Regions from separate parts of the Homo sapiens genome. Here region 2 is linked to region 1. Evidence: chromatin loops called from intact Hi-C (ENCODE). Cell type or tissue: K562. All regions are shown on one strand. Region 1 overlaps GRIK1 (glutamate ionotropic receptor kainate type subunit 1). Region 2 has its middle 19 kb from the start of BACH1-IT3.

The links. Hi-C counts contacts between places; a loop is a spot of excess contacts. Peaks named below come from ENCODE experiments on the same cell type or tissue, not always from the same donor. Only the 100,000 strongest peaks of a DNase experiment are listed, where the experiment ranks them.
Region 2: it touches region 1 in a loop (3-fold over the local background); 2 of 110 quality-filtered maps call a loop at or near these places.

Annotation. Positions count from the first base shown.
Region 1 is chr21:29,640,251-29,645,250 of GRCh38, forward strand. GRIK1 (glutamate ionotropic receptor kainate type subunit 1) reads right to left here. Exons shown (of 18, transcript NM_001330994.2): 7 at 2,576-2,719. Among named protein-coding and RNA genes, the nearest start is that of GRIK1-AS3, 15 kb to the right of the region's middle. In K562, no CTCF peak of the experiment used is centred here; DNase peaks (open chromatin) are centred at 1,582 and 1,891.
Region 2 is chr21:29,474,503-29,479,502 of GRCh38, forward strand. No RefSeq gene overlaps it. Among named protein-coding and RNA genes, the nearest start is that of BACH1-IT3, 19 kb to the right of the region's middle. In K562, a CTCF peak has its summit at 2,144 (motif pointing right); a DNase peak (open chromatin) is centred at 2,179; H3K4me3 peaks cover 252 bases.

The sequences.
Region 1 (5,000 bases):
TTCAGTTATGCACTCATCTGAAAAAACACGTGCACTTTCTCTTTTGCATGTTTTAGGTTGTCTCAGAATTTCCTCAGTGCCAGTCCTCCAGCAGGCTGAGGCATTGCTTCTGGTTACCCCATTCCATCTTCTCTGTAGGTACCTACACCCTGCCAAAGGTAGCATATGACATCCTGACTCAGGAGACAAAAGAGGATGAGCACAATGTTGACAATGGTTTCTGATTCATTCCCCCCTCCCTTCCTGTAACCCCTAACTGTGGAGATTAAAAATGAGAGATTTGCTTCTTTGGAGTGAATGAATATAAAATGCCTTCTTATTTTCAGTGTGGTCCCTCATCTTGGAGCTCATTATTTCTTTAAATATGCCTAAATGTGGCTTGGTAATTTCACCTTCTTATGCGACTTAAGTACAAGTGATAAGGTGTCTTGGGGGCTCTTGAGTGTTTGATCCCAAGCTTTCATGTCACTTCTGCCTCTCCTTGAACTTCTAGGAGATAAAAGAAAACCAGCTGTTTTCTTGTTAAAGATCAAGGTAATCAGGATGGCGATTCAGGACACAACCATGATCACTGCAGGGAAAAGGAGGTGGTGTGATGTTTTTCTATTAGGCACAGTGTGTCAGAGTTATGTAGCTGTCAGAAAAGGTATTTTGTTTCATGCCTATTTGTGATGTCTTTGTTGTTGTTGTTGTTGTTGCCAGTTTGAAATTCCTGGTATCATCTTCAGTAAACTGAATGAGGCTATTCTTAGTGGTGCCTTCCAATGGCAAGAGAATAGTATTTCAGATGCTTACTAGGTTTCTGAACTATTCTTCACAAGCATTTGCCTAATTCTTTATCCTTACAGTCATGCTGTGGGGTAGATGATACTATACCCATCTTATAGATAAGAAAACTGAGAGACAAGAAGTGTAAGTAACTTGCTGATATGGTTTTGGTGTGTCCCCACCCAAATCTCATCTCGAATTGTAGCTCCCACAATTCCCATGTGTTGTGGGAGGGACCCAGTAGCAGGTAATTGAATCATGGAGGCAAGTCTTCCCATGCTGTTCTCGTGATAGCGAATAAGTCTCATGAAATCTGATGGTTTTATAAATGGGATTTTCCCTGCACAAGTTTTCTCTTGCCTGCCACCATGTAGACATGCCTTTCACTTTCCGCCATGATTGTGAGGCCTCCTCAGCCACGTGGAACTGTGAGTCCATTAAACCTCTTTTTCTTTATAAATTACCCAGTCTCAGGTATGTCTTTATCAGCAGCATGAAAATGGACCAATAGACTTGCCCAGGTTATATTGCTCATCAGTGTTAGTGGAACTAAGATTTAAACCCATGCAGTCACTGCCAGGACTAGGATAAAGTAAGAGAGGTGCTCAGGGTACAAAATTTAAGCGAGAATTTCCTCTTAATCTTGTGCAAGTATAGAATACTCACCCAAGAATGAATGTTTCCTTAAATTGCACCCTCATCCTGGGCTTGCAAGCAACCTAGATTTGTAGCCTAGGTACTTAATCCTTATACATCCCGCCTGCTTTATCCTCACCCTCATGGATCAGAGTCAGCCTTTAGTTGCATTGAACAGACTGAGAGAGGGTGTGCAGGCATGGAAGAGACCAGCAGAGACACGAGTCCAAAGCAGGTGTCTTTCCTTACTCTTAGCTGGGTATTCTCCTGTGCCCTCCCTCTTCTTTACACTATATTTCCATCCTTCTCCAGTACAGAAAGGAAAAAAATACTCTTCACTTGAGAACTAAATGTCTGTATCCCATAGAGAAATATTAGAATAGCATCTCAGAGCATTGCGCATACTCAGGCCTAGCTACTCCAAAGAGCCTTATTTCTTATCATCAAGTCCAGACACACCCTGAGGTTCGTGGTGGAATGGATGATCATGCAGTGTACATATCGATAAGGAGTCACGGGGCTTAGAACAGGGCCTTGTGACAAGGAGTCAAACTGCCTCAGAGAAAAGAAAAGGTGGAGGACAGTCCAGGATCCCAGGACATCAGTGAAGATATCTATCCCTGCAAATACCCCATACTCTCAAAAATCTTTTATGTGCTCAGTAGGTTTTGAATGGGAATAAACTTTTCCAGTTAGCTGATAAATGACAAAATAGTCACTATATAATTAAAGAGGTCCTTCCACTCAGTCCTGTACAGCCTGAGCTTTAGGAGGCCACTGGGATTGTGGACTGATAATGCTGGAACTATCTCTGGTACCCTTCAGTAATGGATCAACTCTCCCCTTGACTCAGTGGGACATGGAAGAAACACCCATATGCCCTTATGGACATGTGTGGAGAGCCAGCAGGAGCTATGGCCATGGCTGGCATGAAGGAGAGTAAGTGTTGGTATCTGGTAGCGTCACTGAACTTCTCAGCATCACAATGGAAAATTCCTGCTAGTCCTTCTGGACAAACTTTTGACACTGAAATCTGAGCAGACTGGTTGATGATGGCTTCCTCTCTCTTAGGGGCATCATGCCAGCAGAACCCTGTGGGGAGGACCATACCAAATGGGCAAGCCCAACAGTGCTCAGAAGGGCCCCTGGGCTGTGAGGGAGCATCACTTGCCTCTTTGATCAGGTTCATAAATCTGGGTCCGAGGCGCCATGGCTTATGTCTATGGCACTGCAGGGAGCTGACGGTCAGCTGGGATGCCCGGTGCGAGGCAATGGCCACCATGTACACAGCATCGTACATCAGAGCCGCTTCAGTCTGTGGAGGAAAACACACACCGCATCTTAAATTCCACTTTTGCTTACCTTCCTTTACTTGCATAATCACTCTCCCTGCTTCCATAGCTCTTATCTGTCTGATCTCAAAGGCCATTTACTCTTCAGCTAGGTAGTTTTCACTCTCCAATAGCTATTTTTCTCCAAAATAATACCTCACACTTTGGAGTAAATTGAAGTTATAACTCTGCTTCGTTTCAAGTTCTTTAAAAAAAAATAAAGCAACCCAGATCAGCCACAAAAGACTTGATTCAAGGAACAAATATTTTGCGAAGTGTCCTCCATGTTAAGCATGGTGTTAAGATCAACTACCTTGAGCTAGAAGCTACTAAAGCTCAAAGTTGCAATATCAGATTTGTTTCTCAGCATTTGTCTATATCTATTTATCTATCTACTTACTGGTTTATATTTGGTAGAAAGAAACTGCTACAATCACTAACAGGTGATTTCCAGATAAGGATACTGGTGTTGGTCACTTTCATTTAGCAGAGTTAAGAAGTTCATAGTCATGGAATGAAACTCAACGGCAAGTTTTGGGAGACCCTCTGAAGGGCAGACAAGTGCAGCTTGCTCAGAACATGCCTCCTCTTGCCAGCATGTGCTTTCTTGAGAGAGATTGAAACAAGTCGGTCATTCCTTTTAGGGGGTTGGGCATCTCGTTCTTCCCTTCCTCATGAAATTCCTCTCACTTGCACAATTTTACATAATACAGCATTTTATAAAATATGCTTCCCTGTGGTTTCCTTTAGGGATAAAATCTTATAATACCCTTGCATTTCACTTGAGGGTTTCATTGCAACTTCAAATACATTAGCTCATTTGAAATTCTCAACAAGTCTTCAAAATAAGCAGAAGAGATAAAGCTATTTATTATGTGAGAAAACTCACTTCGAGGTAGGATATTTGTGGAGGGGCACACACATGCACACACACACACACACATGCACAGCCACACACACACCACATACACAATCATAGTGAGAAATCCCAGAGATGTCACTACTTCTGCTTATTATTTCTGGAGAGTAATAGGGATTATATACATAGCTAATCATTTTCAGAGTTAAACCTAGAATCTAGGTCATAGAATGAAAATTATCATATGGTTTTCCAAAATTGGTTGATTCATTCAACATATACTATGCATTGATTGCTCATGTCTTGGTGGAGGTAGAAAGTGAGGACAGGGGTTACTATATCTCACAATTTTATCAGTCTTTGAGGTCACGGAATACCTCTACTTTGAATCATTATTATTCTGTTCAATCTTTATCATTGTATTTTCCATCTATTCATGGTCATGGATCTTTATGTCTGTATCTTGTTAAGAATATTGGTTTTTTGAAGGCAGAAACTGCTCAAATTTAAGTTAGCTTTGGTGACTAACATGGTTCCTGACACAGAAAAGTTGTTTAAACATGTTCACTGACGAAGTTAATACTACTCAATTCCTTAAAATGACATTTATTTTTGTGAGAACTGTAGAATTGCAAGGTTTTAAGATATAGTTTTAAGAAAAAGCATTTCATTCATGCTTATGTAATTGACATACTGACGTTGGATTGGTGGTGGCAGTAATTTATAATGCTTAAAAATGTTTTGATCATTTCAGTTCAGGACTTACACTATCCACTTTGTAGATGAGAAAACTAAGGCTCATGGAAATTGACCGGTATAAGGCTACTCTGTAATCAATTTCATTGCCAGGGTTTGAGCCTGCACCTGCCTGATTCTAGCACCCATGATCTTTACCACTTTGCTGTACTAATTCTGTTTAATTGGAGGAAAGTAAGCTACTGGCAGATTGAGACTTTTGGAAATGCAGTCAACAGCAATAGCTGACATTTATTGAGCACTTATGATATGTCGCATGCTGTTCTAAATCCCTTGCAAACATTAAATTTTCACTATAACCTTTATTCTTTTACAGATAAAGAAAAAAGATGTTAAATGGGATCCCCAAACTCATGGGGGGACAGGCAATATTCAAACCCACAAAGTTGGTGCTAGAGTATATGCCGTTAACCATAAAGCTGTGCTGCTTCTACACCAAGTTATTGGTCTGATGATTTAATAGTCACAATAATAGTTCAATAAAGGTTAATATTCACTGATAATTTACTATGTGCCAGGCACTATAAGCATTTTACATATGTCATCTTTTTTAATTACTGAAATTAAACTTTTGAAATAGGTATACAGACAGGGAAATTGAGGCTTGTAGAGAGGTAGAATAACTTGCCTAAAATTTTGTAGACATTAAG
Region 2 (5,000 bases), 170 kb before region 1:
CACACAATTGTAGAGGTTGGCAAGTCCAAAATCTGCAGGGTGGAGGGTAGGCCAAAGATCCAGGGAAGAGCTGATTTTGCAGCTCAAGTCTGAAGGCAGACTGCTGGCAGAATTCTCCCTTCTCTAGAGGAGGTCATTCTTTTTCGATTAATGCCTTTAACTAATTAGATGAGGTCTACCCACATTATGGAGGGTTAATCTGTTTTTCTTAAAGTCTGCTGATTTAAATGTTAATCTCATCTGAAAATGACTTTCAAAACAATATCTAGACTGTTTTGACCAAATATCTGGGTACTGTGGTGTAGCCAAGTTGACACATGAAATTAACCATGACATGGGGCTTTAAGGAGTTTGCTGGGAGGACTTTCTCTATGTACCTGGAATTTTGGTGGGCACACAGTGGATTATCTGACTTTTACGGGGCAAATTAAAAAGACGAGAGGCAGCTGGCCAGTCACTCTTAGGGCAGAAGTAAAAAGAAATTGCAGTTCCCTTAGGGTTGGCCTCTGTCGCTTTGTTTTAAGACAAACATTGCAGGGGTGTTTCTCATGGTCCAGCTATGGGCTATGTCAGCAAAGGCTGGCTTGGAATTCTCTTGGGGTTTTGTCCAAGAAGGCTACCTGCAGAGGCAAAAAGGTCTCAGCAGAGAGGATCTGCCTGTATCAGTGCATTCCTGGGGCTGATGAGGAATGAGGGTACATGATACCTACAGTCAGAATAAAGACATGTTCATCCAGTGTCTTAGTGTGCTTGGGCTACCCCAGCAAAATACCAAAGAACAGGCATATTGCTTGATAGGTAGAACAACAAAAATGTATTTTCTCACAGTTCTGGAGGCTAGGAGTCTGGGATCAGATGCCAGTATGATTAGGTCCTGGAGAGGGCCCTCTTTTTCACCTGAAGACAGTGGCCTTCTCACTGTGTCCGCATACAGCCTTTCTCTGGTGCATGTGTGTGGAGAGAGAGTAAGCAAGCTTTTTAGTGTCTTCATATAAAGGCACTAACTCCGTCATTAGGGCCCCACCCTCATGATCACATCCAGCCCTATATACCTCCCAAAGGTCCCATCTCCAAATACCATCACATTGAGGATTAGGGCTTCAGTATGTGAATTTTGGAAGGATACAATTCAATTCATAGCCCACAGTCTGAGCAAATACAGGGGAGACTTCTGGTGGCAGAGTCTCTCAAGAATCCACAAAAACACCAAGGAGAGAGGCTACTCTTTAAGTTAGAAATTTCCCATCTCTTCCCCTCTCTTGGACCCTCAATCTTAAAGGAGTCAGAAACTGAAGCTAGCAGAATGGAAAAAGAATGCAAAATGCTATAATAAGCCAGGAAGAGAGACTATATCCCCTCCTTTTCCAACGCCAGCTGCCTGCTAGATTCTGGCCCAAGGTGGAGTGGACTCACCTTTTAACACTAGATTGAAATTCAGACCTGTACATGGAACCAATCATTTTAGTTACTAATTTGTGACAATGTTTTACATATCCAGAAAAGTCTTGGGCTGCCTGGATTTTCTTCCTGGAGCAGGGGAAGAACTAGTCTGACTGAGTACATTTTAAGTGAGAGTAGGGGAACAAAAATAAATTTACATTTTATGAGACATATGTGTTCTACTATTAGCTGTATTTTGCCTCCCTATCCAATTTTAAAGGGGGAAAATTTAACTTGTTAAATGATTGTTTGATAGGTAGAGTAATGAAAAATCCCAAGACATGCTCTCTAGATTTGAGAATTTCACAGGTAGTTTTCTCTGGGGGAATCTTAGGAATTAAAACATTTTGGCTGGGCGTGGTGGCTCACGCCTGTAATCCCAGCACTTTGGGAGGCCGAGGCGGGTGGATCACCTGAGGTCAGGAGTTCGAGACCAGCCTGGCCAACATGGTGAAACCGCGTCTTTACTAAAAATACAAAAAATTAGCTGGGCTTGGTGGCGGGTGCCTGTAATCCCAGCTACTTGGGAGCCTGAGGCAGGAGAATCGCTTGAGCCCGGGAGGTGGAGGTTGCAGTGAGCTGAGGTCGCGCGCCATTGCACTCAAGCCTGGGCAACAAGAGCGAAACTCCGTCTCAAAAAAACAAAACAGCATTTTAAGTAGATGTAATACCTGCAGTGGCCACTTGGTGGCAGCCGTCCACGAATGCTGCTTTCGGCTCGCTGCCCTTGGGGACTCTGTGGTTTTGTGTGACAAGCATTTTTTTTTTTTTTTTTGTCCAGCCTCCTAGAAAATTGCCTGCTCCTGTTTTGGTGGAAACTCTGTTTTCCCTGACAGTGTTTGTTTTGTGGTTGAGCCCTCTTTGGCTCCGCGAGGCCAAGTTTTGTGATGCTTTCTGAATATCAGATATTTTAGTTCTATCATGTTAAAGCAGTTTGGAATCTCTGTTGGGTTTGAGGTTTTTTTTTCTTTAGTCTTCTCCTTTAACTCAAACACTGACTGACACATTGAGAATGAAAAGCTGTTGTTACTTTTTCCTGGAAAAGTTTTCTCAAATCTCAGACTTTCTAAAACTCCTGACTCACATCAGAGGGAGAATGCTGTTTTTCTGCCACCCTCAAGCCCTCATTATTCATGTTTGCACATGTCATTAGCAGGGTGAGTTTTCTCTTGATTTGTACCAGATGGTGTGATTTTTTTTTTGGGGGGGGTGGGGGAAGAGAGTAGAAACTTGTTTCTTTAAACTCCACCAAAAATTGTTTTCTAATAGGTTCATTCCTTTAATAACAAAATTTCATTTATGAGGGCACAGTAGCACCCAGAACAAATTTTGATTTTGCAAACCAATGACCTTTTTATGGTTCTTTAGAAATGGAAGTCAGCTGTTGTCCAGAAGGGTTGGTGGCATGGGGACTTAGAAAGCCATGAAGTTTGAGCGCCGCTTTCTAATGTCTGACCTGATGTTTGTGGCTGCACTTGCTGTATGTCCTCAGGCACAACAGCTATTAGCTTTGTTGTGAATTTTAGAGGGAGTCACTTGTTCAGGCAATGGATACTGCATATGTGGCACTCTTTGCAGGTCCAGCTGGGTGACATGCTGAGAACAACCAGGTGTGCTCCCCGAGCTCATAGCACATATGGTCAGGTGGATAAAACAACCTTGATTTCAAACAAAACACCCAAAGGAGTGCATGTGTAATCACACACTGAAGGAAGAGCTCCGAAGGAAAAAAAAAAAAAACATGTTGTAGAATCACAGCAGACAACCACAGACCTGCTCTAGCTGGGTGGTCAGGCCGGGTCTCCCTAAAAAGTTAGACTGAAGGTGAAATCTGAAAGATGGATTGACATTAAGCAGGGAAAGGCAGTGAGATGGGAAGGGGAGTGTTGGTGGAAAAGAATGGGCCCAGGCAGAGGACAGAGGTGGGAATGGTGTGTCTAAGGAATGCAGGTTGGAGCACAGACAGCTAGAGGAAGAGAGCGTGAAATGAGGCCGGGGAGAACAGGCTGACCCAGAGGGCTACGGCAGAGCTGGTGTATTAGTCAGGGTTCTCCAGAAGGACAGAACTAATGGGATAGAGGTATATACTAAAGGGTGTTTATTATGGAGAATTAGCTCTCAAGGTCACAAGGTGAAGTCCCATCATAGGCTGCCTGCAAGCTAAGGAGCAAAGAAGCCAGTAGTGGCTAAGTCTGAGTCACCAAACCTCAAAAGTAGGGAAGCCAACGTACAGTCTGTGGCCTAAAGCCCAAGAGCACTCAGCAAACAACTGATGTAAGTCCAAGAGTCCAAAAGCTGAGGAACCTAGAGGCTGATGTTTGAGGGTAGGAAGCATCCAGCATGGGAGAAGGACGGAGTCCAGAAGACTTAGCCGTTCTAGTCTTTCCACGTTCTTCTGCCTGCTTTTATTCTGGCCGTGCTGGCAGCTGATTAGATGGTGCCCACCCAGATTGAGGGTGAGTCTGTCTCTCTCAGTCCACTGACTCAAATGTTAATCTCCTCTGGGAACACACTCATAGACACACCCAGAACAATACTTTGCATCCTTCAATCCAATCAAGTTGACTCTCAATATTAACCATGACAGCGGAGGAGCTGTTGTTGATACAGGAGGGTGTAATGAGTTTATACATTGAAAATAGCCCTGTTGCTGTAGAAATAGCACATGGAAGTGAAGTGGTGCCCAGGATGCCACAGGAGCAAAAAGGTGGCCATGCAAATCCTGGCACAAGAGAGAGGAACTTGGATGAGAGGACAAGGGCCTGGAGACTAGTGGCCAGATTCAAGAGACAGGTGGGACCTAAAATGGACGGAACTTTGGGAGGAATTGGGTAGGAAGGGGTGGTTAAGGGAAGACAGCATCATGGGTCATTCTGGCTGGAGTAACAATGTTTGATGGTCTCTTCAGCAAGTGAGGGGACACAGACTGAAGACAGGGTCAAGGTTAGAACATGACTTGGCTGCTTAAACGCAAGGACAAAGGTTGGGATCTCCACAGATGGACACAATGGAAAGAGGGAGAAAGACAAAAGAGTTTGGAGTATTAGCAAGTCATACAAATAAAATGTTTCTAAAATGCTGCTTTACACATCATTAGGAGTTTAATTATGGTTATTTTCATTCTCTGATCTGCTTCTTCTGTTCTTTTTCTCTTCCTTCTTTCTTTTTCCTTCCTTTCTTTACAGAATTTTATCTCAGCTTGCTCAAGTTTAATTGCAGAAAGTCTCACATTTTTCTACCTTATGAATCTCTAAGATCTTTTCCAGAGTTTTTACAAAGGGTTTATACAAATTTTGGTAAAATTGAGTAACTTTTCCAAAAGACCAGATACCTGGACCAGCTGGTAATTTGTCATAATTTAAAATTATTTTTATTTTAATGCACCTTTCACTCTATGGTTTTGTATTTTAATGCATCTCTTAACTATACATGGTTGATTTATAGTGTGACTTTGGATAAGTTATGTGACCCTTCTTTGCTTTTGTTTCCTAATTTGAAGAATAGATTAGTAAAAAGATGATATAATAATCATCTTTTTAATGGGTTGTTTTGAGGACTAA